Linked DNA regions of Homo sapiens: region 2 is linked to region 1. Evidence: chromatin loops called from intact Hi-C (ENCODE). Cell type or tissue: heart right ventricle. All regions are shown on one strand. Links, peaks and the distances in the headings refer to the core of each region. The heading gives the core; the rest is flanking DNA.

The links. Hi-C counts contacts between places; a loop is a spot of excess contacts. Peaks named below come from ENCODE experiments on the same cell type or tissue, not always from the same donor. Only the 100,000 strongest peaks of a DNase experiment are listed, where the experiment ranks them.
Region 2: it touches region 1 in a loop (3-fold over the local background); 45 of 110 quality-filtered maps call a loop at or near these places.

What each region holds. Positions count from the first base shown.
Region 1 is chr10:30,743,870-30,759,632 of GRCh38, reverse strand. No RefSeq gene overlaps it. Among named protein-coding and RNA genes, the nearest start is that of LINC02644, 29 kb to the right of the region's middle. RefSeq lists silencers at 4,800-4,899, 7,474-7,523 and an enhancer at 8,258-8,317. In heart right ventricle, for the core only: CTCF peaks have their summits at 7,384 and 7,587; DNase peaks (open chromatin) are centred at 3,882 and 7,552; H3K27ac peaks cover 3,699 bases; H3K27me3 peaks cover 295 bases.
Region 2 is chr10:31,811,322-31,827,084 of GRCh38, reverse strand. It overlaps ARHGAP12 (Rho GTPase activating protein 12), which reads left to right. Exons shown (of 20, transcript NM_018287.7): 11 at 700-781; 12 at 6,597-6,698; 13 at 9,199-9,297; 14 at 12,724-12,826; 15 at 14,262-14,378. Among named protein-coding and RNA genes, the nearest start is that of ARHGAP12, 110 kb to the left of the region's middle. In heart right ventricle, for the core only: no CTCF peak of the experiment used is centred there; a DNase peak (open chromatin) is centred at 7,378; H3K27ac peaks cover 2,736 bases.

The DNA of each region.
Region 1 (15,763 bases), core at 3,550-11,549:
CCAGAAAGGTTACGGGAAATGCTATAATGTTTTCATTACTCATTCCCTTGCTGCATGCCCTTAAGTCTTTTAGAATGTTTGTATTATTTTATGGAATATCCAATTTCTGCACCAGTTAGGGATCTAGATTACAAGTGCAGAAACTAACTCTGGTGAGTTTATAAAGAAAGACATTTAATGGGAAGATGTGAGGTGCCTGACAGCATCTGTGGGAGGTGTTGAGAGCCACACTCTGGAAATAAGCAGCAATGAGGGGCTAGGGGAGCAAGTTCACTCTGCAGGGACTTGGTCCCGTTGTGGGTGTTTATTTCCATAATCGGGTCCTTGTCGTAGCCATCCTGGAGTCACAAAACTGCCATTTCCACAGCACTCTCTCAACCAGCTCAGTGGTGGGGCTCACCCCTTCAAGAGTTAAACCTGGGGTTTCAGTCAATGCCTTAAGAAGCAAACTTAGTGGCCAGGCACGGTGGCTCACGCGTGTAATCCCAGCACTTTGAAAGGCAGAGGCAGGCAGATCACTTGAAGTCAGGAGTTCGAGATCAGCCTGGCCAACATGGTGAAAACGTGTCACTACTAAAAAAAAAACAAACAAAAAACAAAAAAATTAGCCGGGCATGGTGGGGGGGCACCTGTAATCCCAGCTATTCAGGAGGCTAAGGCAGGAGAATCGCTTGAACCCAGGAGGCAGAGGTTGTAGTGGGCCAAGATCGTGCCATTGCACTCCAGCCTGGGCCATAAGAGCAAGACTCTGTCTCACACACATGCACACACACAAAAAGAAGCAAAGTTAGTGATTTAACTTTGTTTTCCTCTCACATAAACTGTCCAATTCTATTATAGGCAGCCACCTCATCCTAGAATCCCTGAAATCCTTCGTGTCCTGCACATCATTCTGTGGCAGACTCAGCCCAGTCCCCCAAGCCCTGCCCTCAATAAGCACTTCAATCAGATGACCTCAGGTCATAATTTAGCTAGCTATTTCCCCACTGGGCTTTAGATTCCCATCTCAGTGTAAGGGAATTTTTCTGTCCTCAGCCAGATAACAGTCCAGCTTTCCCCTGGAGTTGGTTATGGGCAGCCCACTCACAGTTAGCAATGTCTCTTCTGCTAGATTGTAAACTTCGTGGGGGCAGGAGCTTCATCAGTCTTATTCATTAGTGTGGGTGGTGCCATTGGCTAGAATATTGTGAGACATGCAATAGGTATTTGATCAATGTGTTGAATAAATGATTTGAATAGCATTCTGCATCACAGAACTATACTTAGGAAATTATTTACTGGAATTCTAAAATCCTCTATGTATAGCCAAATCAAAGAGCACATATATAGTTTATATTTTTTCTTTCTTTCTTTCTTTTTTTTTTTTTTTTGAGACAGATTCTCACTCTGTCACCCAGGTTGTAGTGCAGTGGTGCGATCTCAGCTCACTGCAATCTCTGCCTCCTGGGTTCAAGTGATTCTTGTACCTCAGCCTCCTGAGTAGCTTAGACTACAGGTATGTGCCACCATACCCTGCTAATTTTTGTACTTTTAGTAGAGTAGAGACAGAGTTTCACCATGTTGGCCAGGTTGGTCTTGAACTCCTGACCTCAAGTGATCCACTCACCTCAGCATCCCAAAGTGCTGGGATTACAGTCATGAGCCACTGAGCCCAACCTCAAAGCACACAGATATAGTTTCTTTTCTTTTCTTTTTTTTTTTTTTTTTTGAGATGAAGTCTCACTGTGTCACCCAGTGTGGGGTGCATTGGCATGATCTCAGCCCACTGCAACCTCCGCCTCTCTGGCTCAAGCCTCAGCCTCCTGAGTAGCTAGGACTACAGGTGCTTGCCACCATGCCTGGCTAATTTTTATATTTTCAGTAGAGATGGGGTTTCACCATGTTGGCCATGCTGGTCTCAAACTCCTGATCTCAAGTAGTCTGCCTGCCTCGGCCTCCCAAAGTGCTGAGATTACAGACATGAGCCATCGCACCTGGCATAGATATCGTTTCTAAGGGAGCAGTAGCATCATAGGCAAGCAGGACACATGGTTCTCTGTTAAAGGCCGGAGAGCCGCCATCCCTGGCTGTAATGTCTGGACCCACCACTGCTTCAAATCGGTGATTAAGGAAAAGGTGGGTTTGATTGCTTGAACCCATCCATGCTAACTTGGGCAAAAAGGTCCCAAGATCTGGGTTTCTTGGTCATCAGTGAAGTGGATTCAGACACAGCCTGGACCTGTTCACTCAGGTAGAAACTCTTCATGCTGAGTTATGTCCACTGAATGACCAACTGGAATCCCCAAAAGATACAAGTCTGTGAGTATTTGATACAGCAATTACCTGCATGGCATTGCTTAGAAATTTTTGTAGATAAATGATGGATTGAAGCGTTTTGTTGAGTCTTTGCTGAATGTTTATTTACAAGGTATTTCTTAGAAATTATCCTAACAAAACTCCACCAGTTCTGAAGACACATTTATTTATCTACTACTAAGTACTAACAATACAAATAATGTTCACAGTAGTTTATTTGTTGTTACGCAACTTCTTCATTTCTGGGGAAATAGTGAGACAAGTACTTCCCAAGGGCAAGTTAGTATATGTTAACGCATCTCCATAGAAAGATGCTTATTGGTCAAATGGATCACAACCAAATTTAGAGAGTCTCAGACAAAATTGACCTGAAAGGGAATGATATACTTAGGCTTTGTGTCCCCACCCAAATCTTATCTTGAATTATAATCTCCATAATCTTGGTAATCCCCACATGTCCAGGGAGAGACCGGGTGGAGGTAACTGGGTCATGGGGACAGTTTCCCCCATGCTGTTCTCGTGATAGTGAGTGAGTTCCCATGAGGTCTGATAGTTTTATAAGGGGCTCCTCCCCATTTGCTTGGCACTTCTTCTTCCTGCCACCTTGTGAAGAATGTACCTTGCTTCCCCTTCGCTTTCTGCCATGATTGTAAGTTTCCTGAGGCCTCCCCAGCCATGCTGAACTGTGAGTCAATTAAACCTTTTCCTTTTTAAATTGCTCAGTCTCAAGCAGTTCTTTATGGCAGTATGAAAATGGATTAATACAGGGACCTTAGAGATCATCCACTCCAATGTCTTCATTTAACAGGAAACTGAGTGGCTCACACCCATAATCCTGGCACTTTGGGAGTGCAAAGTGGGAAGACCAGTTGACACCAGGAGTTTGAGAGCAGCCTAGTCAACATAGTGAGACACCATCTCTACAAAAACAAAAAAATTTTAAAAATTAGCCAAGTATGGTGATGTGCACATGTGGTGCCAGCTACTCGGGTGGCTGAAGCAAGACGATCACTTGAGCCCAGGAGGTCAAGGCTGCAGTGAGCTGTGGTCACACCACTGCACTCCAGCTGGGCAATGGAGCAAGACCCTGTCTCAAAAAAAAAAAAAAGATAAAAAGAAGAAATTGAGGTAACACTATTTACTGGCCTATGCTGGACTGGAACTTAGATTCATCACTTCTTAGAACTCTGACTGTTGGTGTAGGTTCTGGCCAAGGTAACTGGGAAATTAATAACATGAGCGGCCTCTTTGAAGCTTAGAGCCTGGAGAGTTCTCAAGCCTTTCTGACGGCTCCATCATTTCTTCCCTTTAGACTTGCTGTTTGCTTTACCGATTGCCTTCTTCCATAACATGCTAATGCTGCCTTCATTTTGAGGAGTCCCACAAGGCTCTCTAGACTTGGCTGGGCCCTCTTGGTGTACAGTCAGATTTCTGCATCTGGCTAAAACCCACCTGCTGTCTGTGCCTGGTTCCCAAATGCCCTAGCATTAAGTAGGGAGGAGTTCTTCCCCCAAAGTGGGCTAGAGGCAGTCAGTGGCCAGCCCTGCACAGCTGGGATTCATTCAGCAGGAGCCTGAGGCAGGCGGGCCCCACCCTAAGTGGAAACTTGTTCTCTGTCAAATACAAGCCAATGGCATCTGCCCCACACCTTCTTTACACGAAATGTTCTCTCGGCTTCTTTGGAAAGTAACTTTACACTAGCCCATCCAAGCTGAGGCAAGGAGTTGAAATCTTAGGATAGGCCCACTGGGAAGCAGGAACAAAAATTAAACAGCTCAAGATATTATCCTTTTTACCCATTCCAACGCTGATTACACGGCCTCCAGCTGGAATGTGGAGCATGAACCGTGTAGCACAGACTCAACAGCTGGAATTTATAAATGGACCCCATATTAACCCATCGATTCCAGGAGCTGGGATTTCCTGAACCCAAAGCAGTAATTTTGCAATTTTTTTACCTTTCCTTTCCATCCTTTAAGGAAGCAGGGAATGTGTGTGGGCAGAGAGGTCAATCTGGGTAGCAACAGATTACCTTTCCATGTGCTTTGTGCAGTGAACTTAGGAGCTCGGAGAGAAAGGAAAATGAAATTAGAACAGCCCACTTGTGTATTGTTCCTGGCTCGCAGAAGGAGGCCTCTGTGGTCCTAACTTTGCTTCTAGCCTTTGGAAAACAAAACCCTGACTAACATTGACCCTCATCACCCCTCCTTGAAGGGATGAAATAAACAGGGGGATCTTGGCCTGGAGAGGTGGTATTCTCCATCTCCCAGGAGGAGCACAGGGATGGAGGCACCAGGAGAGCGAAGTTCTCCTTTCAGATGGGCCCAGCACAGGCCACCGCAGAGGAACAAGAGTCAGTGGGTACATGGGCTGGGGGTGGGCTGTGGGGCTGGGTGTTAGAATAGTCCGGAACATAGCAGGTGGACTTCTCACCCCCTGTCTCTGTCAGCCTAATGTTCCTCTTGCCCCTTCTTCAGAGAGCTGCGTGGAGCTCACCCCAGGAACTGGCTGATGGTGAGAATATTAAATGAAACCAAACTTCAGCAAGGTGGAAGGTGAATTCCCACCCTCACCAGTTAATCTGCTTCCACATCTGCTAAACAGCTGCATCACCCCTGGCTCACGGGATCCCGGGGAGGGTAGGTGAGGGAACACACCAGACACTCCCAACCCAGGGTGGGCACAGGGTCCAGGCCATGGCAGCACCTAGAGCCAGGAAGGAACATGTGCATCTCCAGCTGAAATTTCCCTACTAAAGCTCCCACCGGGTACATACAGGTTAGTTAAATGGCTGGTGAACAATCCCACGGGCATTTCTCAGTAAGTTGCGAATGTGGCTCGAAGCTCCGTGGGCAGAGCCCTGTGCACACAGGCACTTGTATTTTGCCTCCTTTGACTTCCCTGTGGCTTTCCTGGCCACTCTACCTCGCCTCCTGTGGATCCCTGTCCTGGTCCAGGAGGTGTGAGGCCTCTGTTTTCAGCAAGCTCACCAGTTAAAAGGGACTGCCCGTGAGACACTGGTGACTCCCCTCCAAAGCCCAGAAGAGCAGGTGAGGCACCCAGGATTTGAGAGTTTACAGTAGGGGCCACAGTACTGGCCTTGTGGAGTAAGAGGGTCGGGGAGGAGTGGTTCTCTCGCAATGGATGGGGCCTTTCTAGACATTTAACTGGGGTCTTAGGGTTGCCGTACCCACATGTGTGAGAGGTCACAGCTATCTGGAGATAAGGACAAAGGGGAGTGTGGTGAACCCCATCTTCTGGCTGCAAGCCTGGAATAAGGAGGAGGGAGAACTGTAAATTCCCTGGGGAGGGTGTGCGATCAGGGCCAATGATTTTAAAGAACATATCCTCTGAAACAGGAGCCCCGGGGTGCTGATACAGAGAGGAGAAAGAAGAGTGTGCTGCCATATTTTATCTTCTGTACATTATGCCCTTGGCAGCCCAGGGAGCAAATGGGAAACCTGTCTTAAAAAAAATGTGAATAAGAAAAGGAAGGCAGGAAATCTAATGCTCTTTCCCTTAGATCTGTCTTTCATTTGCTTATAAGCACCTTAAAGACAACCCAGATTTATTTAGAAGACCAGGATGATATATAAAGAGGTAGAAAAGCAGGTAGGAAACTAGCAGGCTTGCCAATGACACAGAGGAAATCAGAGGTTGTCGCCGCTGCTGGGGGCTTTGCTTCAGGCCTGCAGGGATGGACTCCATCTCTCTGTGGGGACACGAGACAGCAGAGGAGACTCCCCAGAAGATGGAAGGCCGGCCACAGCATCGACACCCAAATGTCGATAAATCAGACACCGGGGCCCGCACCCTCATCACCAGGCTTAGCACACGGCTGCAGGTAAAGCCCGTGAACTTGACATCGGCACTGTTAGGAGAGCTGCTCTGATCGTGAATACAAAGGAAAGGTAGAGAATATTGAATTTCTGATTAAGCCACTGCTAGATGCTTACCAGGCCCGCTCTGATTTCTCCTGGGCCACGGATCATTTTTATGACTGGTGAAAAAATGATTATTCTCTCCATCACATTGCTTCTGCAAAAAAGGGCTCAGCCTGCAGCGAGTCTAGCCCCATCCTGCAGTGAGCGGGAGGTGGGAGGTGGGCTGGGTGACTGCAGGTGCTTTGTGCTCCGTGGTGGCTCCAGGGCTTCCCAACAAAGCCAGACCAGGGAACGCTGTGGATGCAGGCAGCCAGGGCCTTGGCTTCTCTCTGGCCTGGCTGGGGTGGGCAGGGTCTGGCTGAACAGGTAGAGGGGTGATGACCACTGTGCCACTCTGTGTGGTCTGTAATTGGCATTGAGCCTGCCCATCAGGGACAGCTCTGCCCACGCCGCCCAGTCCCACAGAGGAAGGCGCAGCCACCCAACCTGTTCTGGGAGGAGGAAATAAAAAGCCCTAGTCTGTACCAAGGAATCACCCATTTTTTCCTTAGCAGAAGCCAGGCTCTCTTCCTAGCAAGCGTCCAATCAATCTCTGAGGCTGCCTGCAGGCTAAGAGGCAGGGCCTCATTTGAGCTGTGTTTGGAGTGATAAGGGGCTGCTTGCTGTTTGATAAGCGGATGGGCAGGCACCTTCCTAAATGGGCGTCTGTCAGAGCATATTCCAGTCCTGCTGTCCCTCTGGCGCTGCCACTAGACCCAAGGGCAGTAGAAGCCGCCGGCTGCCCGCTGGGGCCAGATAATGCCGGCACTGTGCTGCAGTCACATTTAATTTTCGTGAGCTGTCACATCTCATGGGTCCTCAGCCTTGGGAAGGCTCTGCTGCCTGGAGAAGATCTCAGCCTGGCCTCCACAGTCCCCCTTCTGGGCAACAAATGGGTCCAGCTCCTGACTCCTTCTTGGAGCCAACAGCTCGCTGAGGGAAGTCAGAGGGACTGCCAGCCCACAGGCTCACTGCGCCTTCCTCAGTCTACAATTTCATCTGCAGAATGACCAAGGGGCAGCCTGAAACGAAGAAAAGACCTAGGAAGGGGCTTTTAAAAGCCGACACAAGCTCCATGGGCCTTGGCACTGTCTCCCAGAAAGCAGAGCTTCCTGGTACCTGCTCCCCCTTCCCGCCCTGCAGTTTTCTTCCTCTGGTTTTGTAATCTCTGTTAATTGCCAAGGCACTTTTTGTTGGATGTGACTTCATTGTGGACATAAGGCTCTGTCAATTCGTCAAGTGGGGTCCAAGCCAAATAGTTTTCTGATCAACTGCATCCTCCAGCGAGCTCTGGCCCAGCTTGACACAAACAGGCATTTCTTTCCCCTCGCACAGCCCCAGCTCTCTGTCCGAGCCTGCGGCCTCCTCTGCTGGTGGCCTGTCTCTATGGCATGCAGGAAGTGCGTGCCCATTGGGCCATATGTACCTATAGGAGATGTAATCTCAGAGGTTTTAATGCACATTTTTTTCTTGGCACTCCGAAATAACTGATGATGGAAAATAAATTCAGAGAATTCGTCCAGCTGGTCCTACTTCACTTCCTAACACTTGCTTTCCTAAGCTGAGCTACCAAAATTTGAGCAGCCTGGGTCTGCGAGCCACTTCTGTGCACCGGTGGTTTGGAGGCATCCTCAGCAAAGAGGAGCCGCTCGCCTCTGCTTTGCATGGGGCACAACTTCCCAAGATCTGTGAATGTGCTTTGTCCTTTTAGGTCGATTTTCTCTGCTTGTTTCTTTTGCTCAGGGCTCTTCCGGAGATGGTGCCTTGAGCATGGAGCCTGGTACCCAGCAACTGTAAATACTTCTGGAAAAATGTGTTCACAACTCAGCCAATGGTTTGCGGCCACGTGGGAGAAAGATCTAGTCTACTGAAATATTGCAAAAACAAAAAGGACATGCTTCTGTCTTACAGCGCACTGGCAGAATCACCAGTTTCTCTCAAAAGTTGTCCAATCTGGGACCTCACACACAGATGGCTTATTACTTTCTGAACTCTGCCAGCAACTCACTGGCATGTCCACACTGGAAATGCTGAGAACATCTTCCCAAACACACGTTGGGTTGAAATTCTCACAGGTGAACAATGGGACCGACACATGTGCACCAAGCAACGACATGTAGAATAAAAATAGACCAATGACCTGCACACGGCGAGGGTTTTTTCAGTTTTCTCTCAGGCTGGATTTCCTGAGGAGTAGGAGTGTAAAAGCTGTGGGTATTTGCTGCCTGCCTCAGGAAGTCCTGACTCCCCAAATAGTGGTTACAGCAAACACCTCTGCACTCTCATTCTCAGAACCCAGAAGAAGCCGAATCCAGGACTCATTTGCTTGTTGTCTTTGGAGGGCTTGTGGGAAAAGAACAATGGCTTCTGTGATACTTGGCCAGGCTTAAGGAGAAGTCATTGGCCACAGCTTCTGAGCAGAGCTGGACTCAGAGATGGACCTGGGGCAGGGCTTTGCATGCAACTGCCTCACTGAGCCCTTAATTGCCACCAAGCTTTGCATACATAGCACCTTTCCTTGGTGACTTAGTTTGTTGTCCCACCAGAAGTACTGGTGGAAAGCAGAGAAGGCACCTTCTTCAGGTCACAGGAGAACTGTATTGTTCTAGATGAATTTCTCACACCAGGATTCCTGCACATCTACCAGGCAGGTCTCCAACACCCCCACACCCCCAGGACCCTGTGAGGACCAGCCCTGCTGAGCCTTCAGAGCCTGACTTTGTCTTGCATAAGATTCAGGCTCCTCTGACGGCTCCCCAAGTTCTGAGTCCCCTGTCCCCACGCCCATCCAGCTTCATTTCCCCTCTTCCACAGCAGACCCCTCTGTCCTCATCGCGCCCCTCTGTCCATCTTCATTGCACATTGTTCCTTCAGCTGCAACACCTTACATGGTCTTCCCTCTGTTGTATCTCCCCTTCAGCCTGCAGGATCCGGGCCACATTCCATCTCCTTCATTCAACCATCTTGTCTAGCCTGAATTTCATCACAAATGCCCCCTTTTCTGAACTCCTACAGCATTTATGTATCAAATAGAACTTGCTAGTATTTTTGCCTCTGCAACTCTGTAACAACTCCTTTGAGGAGAGGGAGGTACAGTGGTGATAGGGGGTGAGCCATCTGCAGGTGGGGGCTCTGGGGCTCTGGGGGTCCAGCCGTGGCCTCCCTGCTCCTCATTAGCTGTTGAACAAATCACCCCCGCCCAGTGATTCTCAGCTTGGGGGCAATTTGTTCCCCTAGAAGACTATAGAGACCAGAGACTTTTCTGGTTGTCACAACCGGGATGGCGCTACTGGCCTTGGAGGCCAGGGATGCTGTAAAACGTCCTGCAATGCATAGGACAGCTCCCTATAACAGAAAGATTTTTCAGCCCCAAATGTCAATGGTGAGAACCCTGCCCTACATTATCTGCTGATCTCCTCACCTGTAAAAAGAAGAAGGGTATGAAAAAATAAACTGAGAAAAAAATGTGTGAAAGCAGAGGAAAACTGAAAACACTGAAAATGCTATATCCACTGAAGCTATTTATATTAGACTTCTTGCTCTTGACACCCCTGTAACAGTATTTCTTCATTTGTGGAGTAGGGTTAGTGGGATGATGGCCGGAACACCGAATGAAGGCTCATTGTGGGTGATCTCATTTGATCCTCAGAGAAGCCCAACTGCATTGGCACCAGCATAGGCCCTGCTTTTCTACAGAGAAGACGGGCGTCAAGCCACACAGAGGCAGCTCAAGGGCACACACTCAGGCAGTGGTGGAGCAGGAGTTTCTTAGTTCCCACTGTGATCAATGGTTGCATCATCTCAAGACAGTGCATGGAAAAGCATTGGAAAACGTTGGAATGCTGTACACGTGTGGTTGCAGTTGCACATCTGTGACCCCGTCCTGATAGCATGATGTCATACGTGCCTTGGAGATTCAGCGAATGCCTGGAGATTAATTAAATGTGAATTACAGCCAGGCACGGTGGCTCATGTCTGTAATCCCAGCACTTTGGGAGGCAGAGGTGGATGGATCACTTGAGGCCTGGAGTTCAAGAACAGCCTGGGCAACAAAGCAAGATGTCATCTCTACAAATAATTTTAAAAATTAGATGGGCATGGTGAGCACCTATAGTCCTAGCTACTTGGGAGGCTGAGATGGGAGGATCACTTGAGTCCAAGAGTTCGAGGTTGCAGTGAGCTGTAATCGCAACATTTCATTCTAGCCTGGGCAAAAGAGTGAGACCCTGTCTTTTAAAAGGCACAGGGGAGGGTGGGAGTAGGGAATTACTATATTGAGTTAAGAGAGGCTGAAAACTGTGAGGCTGCTGTGTGACCTGAGAGCCACATCATGAGAATCTAGTGCTTGGAAAGTACTAGATGTTAGGATAAGTCTCCATAGCCTCAGAGGAGCCTGAGACCTTGTGAGAAGGGTGACTTAGAGCCTAGGTCCTGCCTGACTGCCATTCTCAAAGGATGCTTAGCTCCTGTGCACTTTGCCAGCACACTGTGCACAAGTTCATGTAGCTGTTGAAGAGAATCAGTGAAACCAGGGTCCCGGGATGCTTTCCTTCTGGTTCCAGCTGCAGCAGAGTACACAGGCCACAGTGCTTATACCCCAGGGGTGGGCCCAGAGCCTCCAGAGTGGGAGATTCATGACACGGCTCTGTCTCCTGCAGTGATGTCATGCTCTCCTTTCAGCTAGATTTTAATTTCCAGGGAGAGCTTGCTAAGTTCACTGTCAGGATGCTTGTCCATGGGGCTGGAAGGCCCAGCCTCGATCAGCAGCACAGCATCTACTGAACCACGGTTAACTGTTGTCTTTCTGTATTGAAGGGGGTGGGGAGTGAAATCAGGCCTTGCCTGTCATGACATGGCCAGTGTTGGGAACAAAGCTTATCTTGGTCATTTATCATTTCCTCTTTGTTTTTCCATTTGGGAAGTAAGAAATTAAATTGTATCTAAAGAGAATCTCCTTCCAAGGTCTTCCTCTGAAAATCATTCTGGGACTAGAAAGGGTTTTTCCTATGCTCCGGGCAATAAAGCTTTTAAGACTGATGACATTGACAAAATTCTCTGAGTGACACGCAGGAGGCAACATAATCCTTCTGGTAGGAAAAACATCAGTCCAATAAGCAGATAACATATTGCCTGTTCCTCTGTAAATAAAACAGGACACATCAATTTCTCTTCTGCCTGTGAATGATGACCAATTTATCAAGTGTACACTGAATAATGACTTTCCGTGGGGACAGCAGCTCTTAAGATAAAGTGTTACTGCTCTAGCTACATTATTATAAACAACATCCAATTTATGGAGTTGGGAAGCAGATGCATTTCTCAGTCATATGTCACTATTATCTAGAACGAGCCATAAAATCTAGGCTGTCGCATATTTTCTGGCTGCAAACTTCAAGCAATTAATAGTCCTACAAAGCGGTCTTGATCACAGACCAATTTAGAAATTAGTTGTTCAATATGATGATTAAATTCTAGAGCTGGAACTTGCGATGGCCAACTGTGACAAATCTTATACAACTTTTCAGACGGAAGGAACTGTTTGAGACGCTGGGAGTTTTTGGTGAATTTCAAATGAGGTACCTTCACCTCAAGAGTGTGCTGTGATCTGGCCCAGCCTTCGAGAGGAGGATGAGTCACCGGCATTTTCCTGCATCCAAATGCCGTGTCTGGTCCCCAACCCCTGAGTCAGTGTTAGGGAGGCAGCAGACACACAGCAGACGCACCCTTCGCTCTGATGGAGGACAGTGTCCACACTGCTCTCCTGCCAGGTCTTTTTTTTTTTTTTTTTTTTTTGAGACAGGGTCTCGCCCTGTCACCCAGGCTGGTGTGCAGTGGTCCAGTCACGGCTCACTGCAGCCTCAAACTTCTGGGCTTAAGCCATCCTCCCATCTCAGCCTCCCAAGTAGGTGGGACTATAGGCGTGCACCACCATGCCAGGCTAAGTGTGTGTGTGTGTGTTTGTGTGTATTTTTAGTAGAGACAGAGTTTTGCCATATTGCCCAGGCTGGTCTCAAACTCCTGGGGCTCAAGTGATCCGCCTGCCTTGGCCTCCCAAAGTGCTGAGATTATAGGCATGAGCCACTGCGCCCAGCCAAGAACTTTCATTACCACCCTGCCTTTTTCCCCAGCTTAGGGAAGACATAGAAAGCTATAAGTTGGCAGGACCTTAAGTGAGAACTAGGAGATATAAGACGGTGGGAGAACAAACCTTGGAATAAGATTTGAAAATGTGACCCTGTGCAGTGTGAAGCCTATGCCACCAGAAACAGAGTGGAAAGAGTGATAAGTGCTGGGGACATTGTTGCTCACTAATAGGTTATTTTAAACATAGGGGTAGGACCACGCTTCGCACTGTCATCTGTAATGTGTGAACAAAAATAGTTTTGTGGCCGGGCGCAGTGGCTCACGCCTGTAATCCCAGCACTTTGGGAGACCGAAGTGGGTGGATCACCTGAGGTCAGGAGTTTGAGACCAGCCTGGCCAACATGGTGAAACCCCGTCTCCACTGAAAATACAAAAAACTTGCTGGGAGTGGTGCCGCATGCCTGTAATCCCAGCTACTTGGGAGGCTGAGGCAGGAGAATTGCTTGAACCCAGGAGGCAGAGATTGAAGTGAGCCGAGACTGCGCCATTGCACTCCAGCCTCGGCAACAAGAGCGAAACTCCGTCTGGAAAAAAAAAAAAAGTTTTGTTCTAGCCGGATGCAGTGGCTCACGCTTGTAATCCCAGCACTTTTGGAGGTCAAGGTGGGTGGATCACTTGAGCACAGTAGTTCACGACCCGCCTGGGTAACATAGCAAAACCCCGTCTCTACAAAAAAATACAAAAATGAACTGAGCGTGGTGGCACATGACTGTAGCTCCAGCTACTTGTAGGGCTGAGGCAGGAAGATCACTTGCTCCTGGGAAGTGAGGCTGCAGTGAGCAGAGATCATGCCACTGCACTGCAGCTTGGGTGACAGAGTTAGACCCTGTCTCAAAAGAAAAAAATAGTTTTGCTCTGTCATTTGGTTGACAAAACCTATTTCAGCACTCCATTTGCCTTGAAATACGTCTATTTATTTCTGTGGTTATTCAGAAGTGCTGTCTTTTGTGCATCTGTGGGCTGCTCAGGACGGCGATGCAGTCTGAAGATGGATTTCACTATATTGAACGTGTACTATTGCATTTAAAATTAGAGACAAGAGAAAAGAAACCACCACTCACTGATGACAAGTGTCTGGTGAAATGGACACTTGTACAGGCTGCTTGTAAAAGTACATTCTGTTATGAGACATGGGAAAAACAATTTGGCAGTAAGTATCAAAACCTGTGTTGTGGGCGCTCATGTAATCCTAGCACTTTGGGATGCTGAGGCAGGAGTTTGAGACCAGCCTGGGCAACATAGTGAGACACTGTCTCTACAAAAAGTTTAAAAATTTAGCTAGATGTTGCCCAGGCGCAGTGGCTCATGCCTGTAATCCCAGCACTTTGGGAGGCTGAGGCGGGCAGATCAGATGGTTTCAGGATGGGGGCTAGTCACAGAAAGACCAAACGTTGTTTAGAAACCTGGAACTTTCAGCCTCGCCCTCCAAGCTCTGGGGAGAGCTGAGGAGCTGGAGATTGAGTTAATAATCCATCTTGCTGCCGGGCGTGGTGGTTCACACCTGTAATCCCAGTACTCTGGGAGGCCAAGGCGGACAGATCACAAGGTCAGGAGATGGATAACATCCTGGGCAACATGGCGACAAAACCCCGTCTCCACTAAAAAAATACAAAAATTAGCTGGGAGTGGTGGCACATGCCTGTAATCTTAGCTACTCGGGAGGCTGAGGCATGAGAATCGCTTGAACCCATGAGGCAGAGATTACAGTGAGCGGAGATTGCGCCACTGCACTCCAGCCTGGCGACAGAGGTAGACTCCGTCTCAAAAAAAAAAAAAAAAAAAAAAAGCTAGATGTCATGGTGTGTACCTGTAGTTCCAGCTACTCAGGAGACTGAGGCGGGAGGATCCCTTGAGCCCAGGAGTACGAGGCTGCAGTGAGCTAGGATCGTACCACTGCACTCTAGCCTGGGCGACAGAGTGAGACCTGTTTCTAAAAAACAAACAAAAAATCCTATCTCCTTTGACTCAGCCATTTCCCTTCTAGGATTTATTCTGTTTTTTTCTGTTTTTTTTTTTTTTTTTTTTTTTTTTTGTTGTTGTTGTTGTTGTTGTTGTTTTGAGATGGAATCTCGTTCTGTCTCCCAGGCTGGAGGGCAGTGGTGCGATCTCGGCTCACTGCAAGCTCCGCCTCCCGGGTTCACGCCATTCTCCTGCCTCAGCCTCCCAAGTAGCTGGAACTACAGGCGCCTGCCACCACTCCCGGCTAATTTTTTGTATTTTTAGTAGAGATGGGGTTTCACCGTGTTACCAGGATGGTCTCTATCTCCTGACCTCGTGATCTGCCCGCCTCGGCCTCCCAAAGTGCTGGGATTACAGGTGTGAGCCACCGCGCCCAGCCTCCTTCTAGGATTTGTTTTAAGGAAAAAAGTTAGTGGAGAGTTGCTGAGTACAGCACCACTTGCACTGTCAAAATTTGTACAGAAAACACATGTCCAGCATAAGGGGACTGGTTAAGTAAGTATTGAGACATCCATGAAATGTGACAATACACAGTCCCACAAATCATGTTGTGGAATGTGTTTTGGATCCATTGCTTAATGCAAAAAGTCACTTAAAAAACATTGTATCATGTGATCTCAATTTTACAAGAGAAGGATACACTGTGTATGCTTGGAGGAAAAGAATCACCAAAATATTTACAGTGACTATCTCTGCATGTTCAGAGAGGGCCTGATCTTTAATTTTTCTCCTCTGTGCTTTTCCTAATATTCTACCATAAACATACATTATGTTTGTTATCAGAGAGAAAGAAACAATGGGATTGTTGAAGAACCTCAGCCAGGGAAGTTAGCAGAATTCTTATAAAGACTAGAAGAATTTATACAGGATATTGGACTATTATATCATATTATATTATATTATATCATGCTGTAAGGTTCTGCAGTCACAAGGGGATGGGAGGGGAACTTCTTAGCAGTTCTATTTATGATCAGATGATCTTGGGGAAATACAGCGAAGGAAAACCAGGGTCAGCTGAGCCCAGGGAATTTTCTAAAGAGCATCATTTATGATGATCACATCTTGGAAAGAAGATGTAAGAAGTGTACTGGATATGTTTTGGTTTAGAGTTCATCATAAATTGGAGAGAAATAGTAGACTTGGATATCCCATAAAATAGCTCTGAATCCTGGTAGGATTAATTAAATCTCTATCCATGCAAGATAAAGTGGTGAAGCAAATCCTAACTGGGCCTCTGTTGCCTAGAATGGGTCTTGTGCTTAAAAACAACAACAACATACAAGAAGAAAGGAACCTGGCCTTGGAGCTGGAGTTGGTGATCTACATCCACCCTGGTTGGAGGCTCCATGAGACCCAGCCCTACACCCCCAGGTCTATCCGGAAAGAAGCCACGGCAAGGATGGTAGAGGTCGTCCTCATCAAGGAGGTTCCATTAACACCAT
Region 2 (15,763 bases), core at 4,151-12,150, 1.1 Mb before region 1:
TTTCTTTAAAAGCCCCATATTATACCAAAGTCTTAACATTGGTTACCTCTAGAGTATGGATTGAAGAAGAAATGGGATTCCCTTTCCTTTACACATTTTTGTTTTCAGAGTTTTTGCATACCGTATATGTGTTGCTTTTGTGATGGAGGAAACATTTTGTTTTTAAATGTCGTGTGGTCTATCAGTGTACAATTCATTGTATGCCTGTAATGCACCTAGTACCTACTACCTGAGTACTCCAGCCCAATTAGGGGAAGGCAGATCACCAAGAAATGTAACACAGTCTGTATAAAGAATTAGGTGAGTGAGGGAAGCGTGTTTGTCTAATTTTTACTTCTAAGTAAGAATTCTTGATAAATACAATATTCCACTTGTGTGACTTTAAAATAAATTAGTGTCTTTGATCACAAAGTGCTGTATTAATTTCACGTGAACATAATTACATGCGTCATTCATTCATAGTTATTTCTGATAACTTCTCTGATTAACTTCATTTGTTTTGGGGCCTTCATGATCAGGTTTGAACCATAAAATGACTGTAAATTGCATTAGTATCTATCCCCAATAAAAACAATTAAAATGTCAACAAGGCTGTAAATTGTAGATAACATTGATAAGAGCTAAGTAGGTCTTAATTTTTTGAATTTGGCTGAAAGAACTCGAGATTGGAGCTTTAATCGGTCATCTTTATAATTACAGAAAGAACTGGTTGTCTTCTTGGGCGGTGTTGCAGGGTTCATCTTTACTTTTTACCAAAACTCAAGGAAGTAGCACAAGTTGGGTAAGTATTTCTTCTCTTTGGAGATTTTATACATTTAAATTATGTGAATAGTATCGTACCTGAATTTCAGGAGGTAATTTCCAGAGTCCTTATAGTTATAGCTAGTGTGCAAATAAAAATGAATAAAATCTTCTTAAAGATTCATTTTAACTTATGAGAGAAAAAGAGGACTAAGTAGGACAGTCTAATTAGTGGTGTTATTAAAATCAACAGATTCTGTTTTATCCATTCAACTGAAAAGTGGGCTTATTACTTGGGCATTATAGAGAAAATACATTTCTTGATTCATTTTCAGGATGTTAAAGCTTTGCTGTGTTTGTGACTCTGCTATTTCAGATATTTAGTCAGAAAATAAGCAGTAATGTGGCAAGCTGTATCTTGAATTGTGATCTGACCATTGGTTACAAATCAGTGATTGAGGTGTCAGTGTCTGGATTGTCAGCCAGCTTTCAAAAGAAAAAGAAATGTCACATTACTTGTGGGATTTTGAAGCTTTTTATATATTTGAGTGCTTACTATCATTACTCTACTCTTCAGTTATTTGTAATGCAAACATTAAAAATTATAATTTGTGACATATAATAGCTACATTTTTTGAATGCTCATTCTGTATCCCACATATGTTGTCAGTGCAGAGGATTGTGTATATATTGTCTCCTTAACGCTGGGATAGCTATTGCTCTGATTTCGCCCTTCCCCCGTCATAGATGAGAAAATGAGGTATAAAACACTTAAGTATAATAATTTGTTCAAGGTCTTACAGCTACCAAGTGGCAGGTCTGGGTTTAGAACTTTGGCTTTTTGGCTCTAGAATCCATGCTCTGGCTATTTCTAAAAGTTTTTGGTAATTGAGTTTGAAGTGCTAATGCTCAAGTAAAATTTAAAATGAAATTATTCTAAATGTATTTGGTCTACCTCATATTCTACCGTAACCAATATTTTATTACAATTAATGAGTTTCTTTAAAATTAATACAAAACCTATGGATCTTATGTTTGATGAAAGAAAAGTCCATTTATAAAATTTAAGCAAATTTTAGTCATCCACATTTATAATGCAGCCATGCAACATGGTTCTGAACCCCAAATGCCACAGAACACATTATTCCTCAGCTTCTCTGATGAGGAAACCTAAAAATCCACATGAATTGAGCACGGATGTGAACATTCTAGATCGTTTCTTCTGTTTTGTTTTACTAATCTTTTAATTTGCTCCCTGTTCAGCCATTCCAGTGGAAATGACCTGTGAAAGGGTTGAAATTTTGGTTTGATATATCTTAAAGTAAATGGATAATTATGTCTTTCTCCTTTTCCTCGAGGTGAAACATGTGGGGCTCTTTTGTGTTAATGCATTTCTAGAGGACTGTGTAATTGTTTCTTTCTTCCTATTTACGGCTCAACTTTTATTTCAAATTGAGTGAAGAAAATGGATGAAAGAAAAGGAATGGAGAAGCAATAAGAGATTAATAAGTCACTTTTAAAAGTATCTGAAGAAAGCTGGATAGTGGTCACTTATTTGATAATTACTGATACTTAAAGATTGAAGGTTGTAGCAGGAACAGATGAAGCCATTAGACAGAGCATCCTGTAGGTAGGCAGGTTTGTATGTGATTTAGATGAAATGAAAACTTATTTTGAATTTAAAGATGTTAAATGAGTACCTTCCAGTACATAATCATTAGTACAGGATGGTTACATTTTTTAAAATTTATTTAAAGTTTTCACTGTAGAAGATCTTACACACGATTCAGAACTCATGATTAAAACTAATACTGACAAAGGAGGTGAGGTATTTCTGTTTATCAGCCAAGGTTGTATTACTTTGTTACCATGTGGCAATAGCCGAAACATAGTTTAAAATTTACTGAGCAAGCCAATTTGAAATTTTAGAATTCTCAATGAATTTTTAATTACAGGGAATCACTATTTTAATTTTTACCTTTCAAATGACATCTTATTACTATTGATATAGTATTAATATAATCAGTTCAGACAGGTATAATTTTAAAAAACATAACCACACCATTTTATAGTCTCAGTAAAGACTAAACAAGATTAAAGATGTGGTGAAATGCTTGGTTGTACAGTCAATTCTTAATTTGTATTTTATGGCTAATTTTAAAACCTCAGACTGTTTTGTTTTCCCCATTGCTACATATTTAAGGGAGCGAGAACTAATTTGAATGGCCTAAGTAAAAGGAAGTAAGAGTATTTAAAAATCATGTAAGTGCGTATAATGTATTATGACCCAAGAACATTCATAAATACCAAAATTTAGAGAAACATACAAGATGCTCTTTAACTCTGGAATTGGGATTATTGAAAGGAATGTTAAAGAATTCTAGCTTTGTTGATCTGCTCAGTCACCAACTAGATCTGTTATAGGTAAAATATATTCTCTTTATACAGCAGAATCACATCTTACCTGAGAATAAGATTCTAAGGCTAAAATGTAAGCCAAAAAACCAACAGTCACCTCAAGTGAAAACTGCTCTTGAATATTCGTTAGGAAGATGCTATACAGAAGCTGATCTCTAGCAGAGCCCATATTTCCTTTGGTGTTAGAAGGAATAGCTTTTCCTTCAGTTGAGTTTGAATGGCTTATGTTAAGGGGCCACATTATAGGAGAAATCTATATAGTTCTTTAAAAATTAGATTCACACTTAGTACAAAAACTTGAGATCCACTTGAGGAAATAGCAGGTTCAAATCTTCTACTCACTCCAGGGCAGGTACTCATGAATGGAACGCTGAGCACAGTCACCCACGCTATTCAAAGTTCTATTTTTAAAAAATTATTCATGGTTCGTATTGATTTTTTTTTTTTTTGGCAGAGAGTGGATGGTTAAAATTGAGTAAATGAAATGCACGTAGGCTGCATGCAATTCCACTTTATAAGAAATATTTTACATTGGTGCTGTCTCATCCAAAAATCTAGTGAGCCTTTTCTTCTCTAGGACAGATACCTTCCACTGGTTTTCTGGAAAACGGTTATCCACTGGATTGCTATATCACTTAACATAAACTTGTATTTGTTTTTTTCTCACTTCAGAAATGTATGTTTGTATGTTTGTTTGTTTGTTCAACAGACCTAAAAGCCTGCTGTGTTCTGGGCATTGTTAAGCTTTGGGTTTAGAAAGAAATAACATGGTCCCTGGCTTCAAAGCTTACGTAGTAGTGGGGAAGACTGACAAGTGAACAGGTTCAGTGTGACATGACATATGTTGTGCTTCTTTTCAGTTATTATTCATCATATTCCTTGAGCATTTAAAAAATCAACCCATAAATATTGGTAGTTATTCAAACATTCATTTGTACATGCTTTCAAATTTCTAAAAATAGTCACTCTTTTGGGCTAGATAATTATTTGTTGTCGGTGGGGCTGTCCTTTGCGTGGTAGGGTGTTTAGCAGATGACTGGCACTCCGCCTCTAGTTGTGACAACTAAAAATATCTCCAAACGTTACCAGATGTCCCCCAGAGGACAAAATTCCCTGTCTCCTAGAGGAAGTATCAGTGTCCTAGAGGAAGGGAAAGGCAGGCTAGATGGTAGGGCTACTCCCAACAGATGACTTGGAAAGGGACACCAGAAGATACTACTCAGCAGGTCACGAGGAGGAAGCTAGGGGATTTTGGACAGGGTCTAATCAAGATCGTAAAGGGCCTGACATGATTCCTCCCAATGGCTAACACAAGTCTGTTTAAGATAAATTCTATAAAGCATTCATCTTAAAAATGAAACATAAATTTATGTAATAATCATCAGGATAAATTCTAGGACCTTTGCAAAGTTATTTGGAAGTTGAGCTTTGCTTATGTTGTATGTCTGCATATAGAATTGTATCTTTGTCTTGTCTGGTTCCATTATGCTTTTCTCTTGTGTGTCATTTTGCTGTTGTGCATTGTTATGACATCATCATTTTCTTCCCTTTTCCATCAAGTCCTTCTGCCAACAAGGCTCAGTCTCTGAGCTCTTGCTTTCGCTGCTTTCTTCTTGGAAACACTCTGTCCGTCGTCGGCCTGCTGTTGCATATGTAAAGTCTGATCCTGTTTCAGCTGTCACTGTATGTGTTCCTGTTGCATGCCCTTTGCCACAATAATTCTGTTTTCTTTGTGATGAATACATTGGTGGGGAGGTTGATTACAGTAGAGAAAAGTGGGACTAGATTTTGGAAAATAATAACTAACGAAATGTTGCCAGCTATACTGATTGCATTTTTTTTTTTTAGCATTCCATGTCATGTCATTGTATTTATATTTAATTGCTATATCTTATTTGGTTGCTTATTTGTATCTTAGCTTAGAGCTACCCATCTACAGCGTGTATGATGACAATAAATTAAATAATTGATTTTTGTCATTTTGTTAAATGTATGTTCAAGTTTGGTAACATTTGCAATACATCATTTCTGCTCAGAAAGTTATGCCCAACATATAGCTTTATGTTTAATTTGTCTTTCGATTGACAATGGTACTTCAGGCAAAGACTTTGTAGAATACAGTTACAATTTCTATTGTGATTTTTATTATGATTCCACAAATAAATTCCATGTAATATCTCAAAATTTTCATTGACTCCACTAATAAATTTTATGTAATCCTAACTTTTGTTTAAGTTCACACTGATAGCTAAAAAGATGTAAACGGGAACAGGTTGAGGCAAACTGTATTTTAAATGTGAAGCTCCTGAATAGAGTTACTGAGATTACAAATAGTGAATAAGTTATCACAAAGTTGGGTAAGATAATTTCTAATGACAAATTAATTTGATTTGAAAATATTTTTAGCAAATGAAATTCTCTGTAGGAAATATTTATAACAGATTTTTATGATCTTTAGATTACAATTCAGTAGACTTTAGGGTTTTAAAACCTTTAAACTTTTCAATACCATAGGAATGTTACTTTTTATACTTAACAGACTAAACAAATTTAAAGATGTCAAGGTACAGAGTAAGTGTATATTTAACATAAATTTTCTACTACTTTTGCTAATCTTTTCCTTATCTAGTTAACAAAATATAATAGCTAGCTAAGTACTTCTGAACCCACCCGTAACAACTGTCTTCCCATTCTTTTCATAGTTCCTCATTAAATTGCTGATGCTTTATAGCATCTGTCTCTAGTTACAGTTTCTGACAAAGATAAAAGAACATGGGACTTAGTGTTTTCTGTTTCCACAAGTTGTTGTTAACAGCGTAACTACTCAATAAGGAAATACTTCTGAAAGCACAAAATCAGGTTTAGAGAATGTTTATTAGGTAGAAAATGCGCTTGTTATCTACCTGATACTGTTTATTACATATATAAGAGTATTGCCTTTGTGTACATAGCATTTTACATAGTCATGTGTAGTCTAGGATAAATTCCAAGATACAGAACTGCCAAGCCAAAGTATACATGCATTTGTAAATTTGCAAATATAGCATTACCAATTTTTCTTTTCTAGGAGTAGTTCCAGTTTATATCCCACTTGCATATGAGGCCTTTTTAGTCTATAGCCTCACCAACATAGTTTTGAAAAAATTTTTTCCCACTCTGGTGGGTAAAAAAAATTTCAGTTTGGCTTTATATATATATATATATATATATATAATATGATGGAAGTTGAGTCATTTTGTTTTCTGTGAATTGTGTATTCATATATTCTAGATATTTTTCAATTTTAAAGTAGAAATTGTTACTTTATAATAGAGAAAAAGAAGAATTTGAGAAAATCTATTTGATTTATTGTTAATATAAAATTGTTCTTAATTATTTTTGAATACACATATATGTGAGTATCACATGAAGGTTTTTTTTCTTTTTCAAAAATGAAGTTTGGCAGTAATCAGTCCAAACCAGAGTTCACAGTGGACCTCAAGGGGGCAACAATTGAGATGGCTTCAAAGGATAAATCCAGCAAAAAGAATGTATTTGAGGTAATACATTTTTTTCTAAGTATAACACATTCTAAACTGTAGTAATTGGATGTTCTGTTTTTTGAGCTATTTTGGGAAATAGTCTTTCATTGTGACTAGTTAAGGCAAAGTTGGTGATTAAGTTAGATGGTATTGTAATTTAAGAAAAAACTGGTGTAAAAACTGGCTTTATTTGCATAAGTTGTTTGAACTCAGACTGTATATTACAAGCCTTTGTTTCACAAATCCTATCTTTTGCCAGCAATAATAAAAAGGATGTGGTTCCCTTTACTTACCAAATCTAATATTAAAAAGTAAATTAAGGGGAATGTTGATAATGGGGAGGCTGTGTGTGGGGGTGGGCAGGGGGTGTATGGGATATCTCTATATCTTCTTCTCAATTTTGCTGGAACCAAAAACTGGTCTAAAAAATAAAGGCCTTTTTTTTTTTTAAACCTTTCCATTTTATCTTTTAAAACCCTCCCCAGTAATATATGATCTGTATTAGTTACTTATTGCTGCATAAGAGACCACCTCAAAACTTAGTGGTTTAACAAAAGAACCATTTTGTTTGCTCAGCCTGGCCTGGGCTGAGCTGGGTGATTTTTCTTCTAATCTCACTTAGGACTATTCATGAGGCTTCAGTCGTCTAGTGGCTTGATTGGAACTGGATGGTCTCAAGTGACCTCATGGCTAGTATTGGTGCCAGCTGTTGGCTAGGCCTCCTTGTCCGCAAGATCTTTCATTCTCAAGGGAGCTACCCCAGGCTGCATCAAGTGACGGCCTCAGGATTCCAAGAGGGTGAGGGTGGAACCTGCAGGGCTTCTCAGGGCCTAGATTTGGAAGTCACACATTACTTTCAGAGTATTCATTGGTTAAGACTGTTCAGGAGACTAGCCAAGTATTCAGAGTTGTGGGAAGAGAGGCAGCCTATTGACAGAAGAGCAGCATTATCTGTCCCATTCCAGAAGGGTGTGGTTACAGAGATCCAAGACTGATTTTGTGGACAGCCTTCCAGATCCCAACCTCTTTTTGTAGTCTCATGTCTCAGGGCTTTCCTGTTGTGTTGTGTAGACAGATTGGTTTAATTGCTGTTTTCCAAGTGGAGCCCAGGTTTTCTGGTTTGTCTGATTTTTACTCTTTATTGTTCTGCCTCGAGCACCAACCCATGCCAATCTCTCCGTGCCAAATGCTCCCTTTCTTCCAAGACTCATGACAAGCATCACCATAACAATGAGGCTACTTCTTTATTTATAATAATAAATATTTATTTAAAAATAATATTTAGTGTACTTGGGTTATCATTTGTCAATTATTTCTCTCATTAGATAATTACAATTTTTTTGTTTTTCCCTTAAGTAAAGAGACTATGTTTTTCCTTTAAATAAGAACCTATAACAGAGCAGAGTATCTTATGTGCAGTAAACATTCAATATTGGTAAACTGGCTTGACCAACACTAGAAAAGTGCATGAAAGAAGTCACTGTTTCCTGAATTAGCCTTGTAGTTTCAAAAGGTAAATCAAGAATAAAAATGGTTTCATGGTCAAATAAATTTGGGAAGCAGTGTATATTTTATTCCTATCTTAGAAAATCACAGTGCACCCTAGAATATCAAAAGCCTGTGACATCTTGAAGGAGAGAATCTAGTTATATTTTCTTCAATCCAGTATTTTCCAAGTTAATATTATATACCTTTTTCAAAAATTTATTTTTTGAGGGTACCTTTTTAAAACATTATTTGTGAAACTATGTTTGAGGACTATGTTTTTCAGAATGTTTGGGAAGCATTGCCATATCTTCCTCTAGGAAAAAAAATCAGTTTTTAATCGGAAAATGGGAGGAGTGCTTTCCACAAATGTGTCAAAATTCTTCCTCACTTAAGTTTAAGAAACTGCAAAACAGAGATTGTACATAAATTAGTTATTGCCTTCATATAGAATAAACATAGTATTCTTACTTCAGCTCATGATCTGACACTTAATTTAGTAATACTTCCGCCCAAAAGGGGTGTGACATTTATGCCTGCTCTTTGTACTAAGCCATTATATTTACCTACAAAGTAGGAAATATTGAAAGTCTTTATGTATTCTTTCTTCTGTATTTTTTAGCCAGAGAGACAGAAAAAAATTTCTCAGGTTGTGTAAAAATGTCATAGATTTTATTTCTTTATCCTAATTTAGAATGCACCACTTTGATACTTGAACAGATTTTTAAGTGATAAACGTACTAGTTTCAGCAGGTTTTATGGCATTTGTGTGATGGTGTTTGGGATCCTAAATTATTAGATTTTTGTGAGAATTTATTATGAGAAACAACTTTATGTTTTTTTATTCAACTGATATTATTGTAAACCAAAAAGGTATTCCATAGCCGTGTAGTCCTTTAACCTTGCATCATTGTTACATAATATATGGCAGCTACTCTTGGTGGTTTTGTTAACTTTGAATTAAAGGTATTCATGTATTTTGCTGAAAGCACAAACTGACCATACTCTTTTTTCTCCCTGCTTTTCTCTAAAGCTGAAAACTCGTCAAGGAACAGAACTGCTAATTCAGTCTGACAATGACACTGTTATTAATGATTGGTTTAAAGTTCTTAGTAGTACAATCAATAATCAGGTATGTCGTTGACTTAGGTAAAATTTTTACTTCAGAGCTGTTTTTCTTTTTTTTTTTTAATTGCTTATTGGATATCCGGATTGCAATCTATATGTGAAAAGGCACTTTATATATGTTTGACAGAGATGGAAAAAACAATGGTCAATTTAGCAGCCCCCCAGGGCTGGTGAATGATTTAACATTCTCACTTATGTGATGTTTGCTACCAGTGGATTTGAAATAATGTTCACATCAGGCATTGGCTGAAAAGAAATAGTTCAAAAAGAAGGGGTAAATGGTGCTTACTACATAGTATTTATTCAATAACTGAATGAGTTGGAAATAATACTATTTGGTGGAAGAAGTCTGAGGCGAGCTTATGAAATGAAAGAAGCTGTAGTCTCTTCATTAGCACTTTTTCTTTTCTAGTGACAGTTCTCTAGTTTTTCCGCCTCTCCCCTCCAAGCTGTTCAGTACCCTTGTGTTCCTAGTATATTTCTTCTTCTTTATATACAACAACCAAAAATAATCCTGGGTTTATATTCTGCAGGTATGTTAGTAAGAACGTTAGTAAGCAGCTGGGAGCTGTACTTTTTTTTTTTGAAACAGAGTCTCGCCATCACCCAGGCTGGAGCAGTGGCACAGTCATAGCTCACTGCAGCCTTGAACTCCTGGGCTCCAGCAATCCTCCCATTCAGCCTCCCAAGTAGCTGGGACTACAAGTGTGCTCCACTGTGCCTGGCTTGCACTTTTTTATACTCTGTATTCTCCTTTTCACCTTTCACCATATGGGGACATGGCTCTTCATTGAGGATCATATTATATTAATGACAGAAATGAAAGATACTACTGATAGGAAATAAAAGAGAACTTTGCCTCTTCTAGCAAATTAGTTATGAAGCTATATATAAATTCTTCCTTTGTAGTTTGTAATATTGCATGATATTTCTGAATCTTGTCCTTTCTTTTCCGTTTATTCCTGAAACCATGAGGGCAGGCCTTTATATCTTAATACCAAAATAAGAGTAACCTCCTAAACAGTTTTTTCCTTATTTAATCTTACCTATCACTGATTCATCCTTAATGCCATTGCCATATGAAACTTCCTAATGTCAATTTTCTAATCCCCTACTGCTCAGAAACTTGCTGTGATTCATTAAAATTCAGCGGTGTAGGCCCAATCTGTCTTTTCAAAATGCACCTTCTATTTTACCCAATATGGACTTTCAGCTCTAGTCACAGTAGTCTGTTCACTGTCTCTTGAAAGCAAGTATGCATGCATTCATTTAACAAATATGTGAATGCCTTATGCATTGGGGACATAGCAGCACACAGTCAGATACTGCACTTTCCTAGACTGAGATTATAGCCACAGACAGATGATTATTCAAGACAGATAACAGTTAATAAAATGAAATGTGATGAGTGTTACGATGGTAGGGGGGTACAGCATTCTGTAAAAACACCAATTAAGTAGGGGCAAACCTAGTGTATTAGTTAGGGAAGGCCTTGCAGAAAAAGTGGATTTTTGTTTTGTTTTGTTTTTTAATTGAGACCTACAGGCTCAGGGAATAAGCCAAGTGAAGAGAGATGATTTTACACACACACACACACACACACACACACACACACACACACACGTTTCTTTCTTTCTTTTTTTGAGACAGTCTTGCTCTGTTACCCAGGCTGGAGTGCAATGGCATGATCTTAGCTCACGGCAACCTCCGTCTCCTGGGTTCAAGTGATTCTCCTGTCTCAGCCTCCCAAGTAGCTGGGATAACAGGCACCCACCACCACACCTGCCTAAGTTTTTGTATTTTTAGTAGAGATGAGGTTTCACCATGTTGTCCCGGCTGGTCTCGAATTCCTCACCTCAAGTGATCTGCCAGCCTTGGCCTCCCAAAGTGCTGGGATTACAGGTGTGGAGCCACTGCACCTGGCCTATATTTTTGATTAAGAAATTTTAAAATACATACTGTTTCCAAAGTGTCAGAAGATAACCAAGGACTAAATGTAGCAAGAGGTGCAAGAACTTTGCAGGGAAAATTACAACTCTTTATTGAGAGACACTGAATAAAACCTAATTAAATGAGAAGTATATTCTGTTAATGCATTTAAAGATTCAATAATGTAAAGATATAATTTTCTTCCAATGACTTACAGATTCGAGATTTTTGAATCTCATTTAAAATCCCAGTAGTTTTTCTGGTAGAACTTGACAAGCTTATTCTAAAATTTATATAGAAATGCAAAAAACTAAGAATACCTAAGACACTCTTGAAGAAGAAAGTAAAAGGACTTGCACCATCATATGTCAAGTCTTTAAAAAGTCATATTCATTAATAAAGTATGGTATCTGTGCAGGGATAAGCATACATACCTGTGAAACAGAATAAAGAACCTAGAAACAGACTCACGTACCTGTGGACACTTTGTGCCAGATAGAGCACTGTAGAGGAAGCAGATGGTGCTGGTGCAGCTGGGAATCCAAGAAAAAACTGGAACCCTTCCTTAAACCATCCACAAAAATAAATTCCAGGTGGAGTAAAGATCTCCATGTGAAGGCAGAGCAAAGGTTTTTAGCTTTGAGAACTCAGTCATTCTTTAATCTGTACAAGCGACCTTAGTTATAGATGAGCTCTAGGATTTCTTTTCTTTTTTTTCTTTCTTTCTTTTTTTTTTTTTTTTGAGACAGAGTCTTACTTTCTCACCCAGGCTAGACTGCAATGGCGCGATCTTGGCTCACTGCAACCTCTGCCTCCCAGGTTCACGCCGATTCTCCTGCCTCAGCCTCCCAAGTAGCTGGGACTACAGGCGTGTGCCACCATGCCCGGCTAATTTTTGTATTTTTAGTAGAGGCAGGGGGTTTCATGATGTTGGCCAGGCTGGTCTCAATCTCATAACCTCAGGTGATTCGCCTGCCTTGGCCTCCCAAAGTCTTTGCTGGGATTACAGGTGTGAGCCACCACGCCTGGCCGCTCTAGGATTTCTTTCCGTTGACAACCGTGAATCTGAAGTATGAGTCTTGTCCTGTTGTTACAGGGTAATACTCTTGTCAGGTCCATGTGTAGAAGTCTTATACTGTTGTCAGAGAATGTAGCTCTATTGTGTTTTTCACCATAGATTATAGCCTTAACCTTTTAACTGTTAGTGTCACTAATATACAGTTGATTAAAATGAGGCAAGATAGCCTCATCATCAGTGTAAACTAACCCATTATCCTGTGAATTTTCAGCAACAATTTCTTTTTTAAAAAAATCAAAATTGATGCCATCTAGGGAGAAAAAAAGTATTTATCAAATATCTAAGTCATACATACTGTATACTAATTGGTTTCCTAAAATTGTTTGGAAGAGTCATTTACAATAGTCATTGTGAGAATTATGCCATTCCAACTATAGTAATACTAGAAGTGTAATATGTGTTTGGGAAATATCTAACCAATAGGCAGTAGAAACTGATGAAGGAATTGAAGAGGAGATACCGGATTCACCAGGAATAGAAAAGCATGATAAAGAAAAGGAACAAAAGGATCCCAAAAAGCTTCGTTGTAAGTTGTCCTTTCCCTATTTTGCTAAGGATTTGTGCTTGTTCTCTTAGCTTTTTGAAGGTTTTAAATACATATATAAAAGCTGAATGGAATGTCCAATGTTACAAAAGGGCTGTGCAGTTAACCAAGTGCAGTCTCAGTGTGTCAGCGCTCTTTCTTCTTGTTAACTCATTATTGTCGTTTTTCAGCCTCATAGTATGCATCCTGTGGCATCACATTAATTTTAAGGTATTGTGCTACTTTCAGAGAAGAAGTATAGTGCATTTCTGTTGAGGCCTCTAGGAAGCTGAACTTCATTGATTTAAAAATATATACTTACTGTTTAAGATTCTACATAGAATCTTATACTTTTTAAGAAGTCAAAAGTCATGGAATATGTACCATAATTTCCTACTGGACACCAGGCATCCATCTCTGGACTAGGATGTGTCTGTGCATGTAAACAGATGCAAGCGTTTCTATCTCCAGATCTTACTACAGAAAGGAGCATAGCAAAAGCCAGCAGCTTTAAGAAAAGCATTTTCTAATGTTGGCCCCTTATGAATTACATTGCTTAAATAGGCCGTTAGCTTTGTGACTTGGTACTTTGTTCAGTCTATTTTAACAAATCCACGTTTAACTGAGAACTTTTTGGCCTTCATATTAACTGAATGATTAGAAAATCAGTACTACTTTTCTGTATTTCTAATGAACTTTAGGCCTATTACTGACATTGTCAACAGGTAGCAATTTAACATAAAAAGTGATTATTTTTTATTCTATATTATAGATTCTTCATGCTCTCAACTTCCCCCAAATAGAATTATTTTCAAGAAATATACCTTTTGAATTTTTGTTACTATAACAGAAAAATCAAGACTAAAGGCAATGGAGGACATTTTCCATGTAGTCCCATTTGTAGCTTAGAGTACAAATAATTATGATGAAAGTTAGCTTAAAATACAAGTATAATAGTTATGATGGTTATATGTCTATATTTATATCTCTATATATTTGTGTGTATATCCAGTTTTCTTATTCAATGAAGATAGGGATTGTTTTGTTGTGTATTTTATGTATTTTTACTTTTTGGTGGTCATTTTACCTTCTAAAACTGATGGAGAATCAATAAAGATAAGTAGTTAATCATTTATGAAATAAAGAATATGTTAGAGTAAATTAGGGATGTCTTGGCAGATATACCATAGAAGGTACAGTTGTCATCTGTTTTTAGTGATAAAAATGAAATGTTTTGTTTGGTTTATAACTTTGAAATGGGGTCTGTGTTAATGTAATTCTTCACATCTTGTCCTTAAACCACATTAAAGTTAAAATAACTGAATTGTACTATGATCTTGACATATGAGGTTAATGTGTTTTGCATGCTAGCTGGAAAAACTTGTATCAAAAAAACTTTATTTTTACAAATGCTCATTACCTGTCTTTTTGTCTTAAGCCTTTAAAGTATCTAGCATAGATTCTTCAGAACAGAAAAAAACCAAGAAAAACTTAAAGAAGTTTCTTACACGACGCCCCACTTTGCAAGCTGTTCGTGAAAAAGGTTATATTAAAGGTTGGTAGGAGAAGTATTGTTGATAATAATGAATGTTGGCCTACGTCATAAATAAAATGTTTCAAATTAAAAACAAACATTTTCAAACAGTAAGAATATTATTCTTTATTCATGTATTCAAGTACAGTGATTAAAAGACATTAAGTAATTAAAATAGTTTTTTTGAAAGTTTATTTTAACTAAAGTAGTGGACAGACATAAATAACACACTAAACTTTTAGAAAGCCTGTTTCAGAGGAACTACATGGATGTGATGGGTGGCAGACTTTTAGAAATTGTGACAATGAAAAGTTTAGTTTTGAGATGCAAAGATCACAATAAATAAGAAATTTTGAATATCACTAACAATAGAAAGAAAAATGAACAAATAATTTTTACCCTTGGCTGTCATTTAAGGTAACTGAAAAATTAGCATAAGGTGTTTTTTTCTAACTAATTTATTTGCCTGTTATTTCATTTATAAGCACTATAATGGACTAACAATCTTTTTTTTATAGGAAAATATTCTTTAAAAAAATCACATTACTTGTGTATGTAGTTCTTACGAGCGTGTTTAATTCCAAAGGTAAAATTTTCTAATACCTGACTTAAAACAATGGCATTTATTTGTAAATAAAAATAAAAGTAAAGATAATATAGTCTATAATGTATATCTCTGTCTCTGATTATTATGAAATTTCTAACAAAGACCATCTATTTGTGAAGCATCTGCATTAAAACACGCAAGCCAGTTTTATTAAGAAGGTATTTAAGGCCAGGTGCAGTGGCTCACATCTGTAAACCCCCCACTTTGGGAGGCAGGAGGATTGCTTGAGTCCAGAAACTCAAGACCAGATTGGGTAACATAGAGAGACCCTCTCTCTACAAAGAATTAGTTGGGTGTGGTGGCACACACCTGTAGTCCTAGCTACTTAGGAGGCTGAGTGGGAGGATCGATTGAACACAGGAATTAGAGGCTGCAGTGCAGCTATGATTGCACCACTGTCCTCCAGCCTGGGTGACAGAGAAAGACTGTCTTAAAAAAAATAAAATAAAATAAAAAAGGTATTTAAGACTTCTAGGAAGAGACTAGCTGATTAATTCAAATTAGGTACTCTCCAATAAAGCATTTGAATTTGTATGATGAGTTCAGAGTCTTTAAAAACTTAAAAAAAAAAAAAAAAAGCCTGGCAAATAAGTGAATAGAAACTGTTGCTAATTTGTTCACCAGGCCTTTTCCCTGAGAAATATAAACTGTTGTCACTTTATGTCCTTATTCATCACTTCAAATTGTTTGTTTTCCTGAACATTTACCACTAATATGGAATTTCAAAACTGTTGGGTTGAAAGATCAATAGAAGAGTATTTGAAATGTATTTTGTGAAATCAAATGTTGGTACGTGATG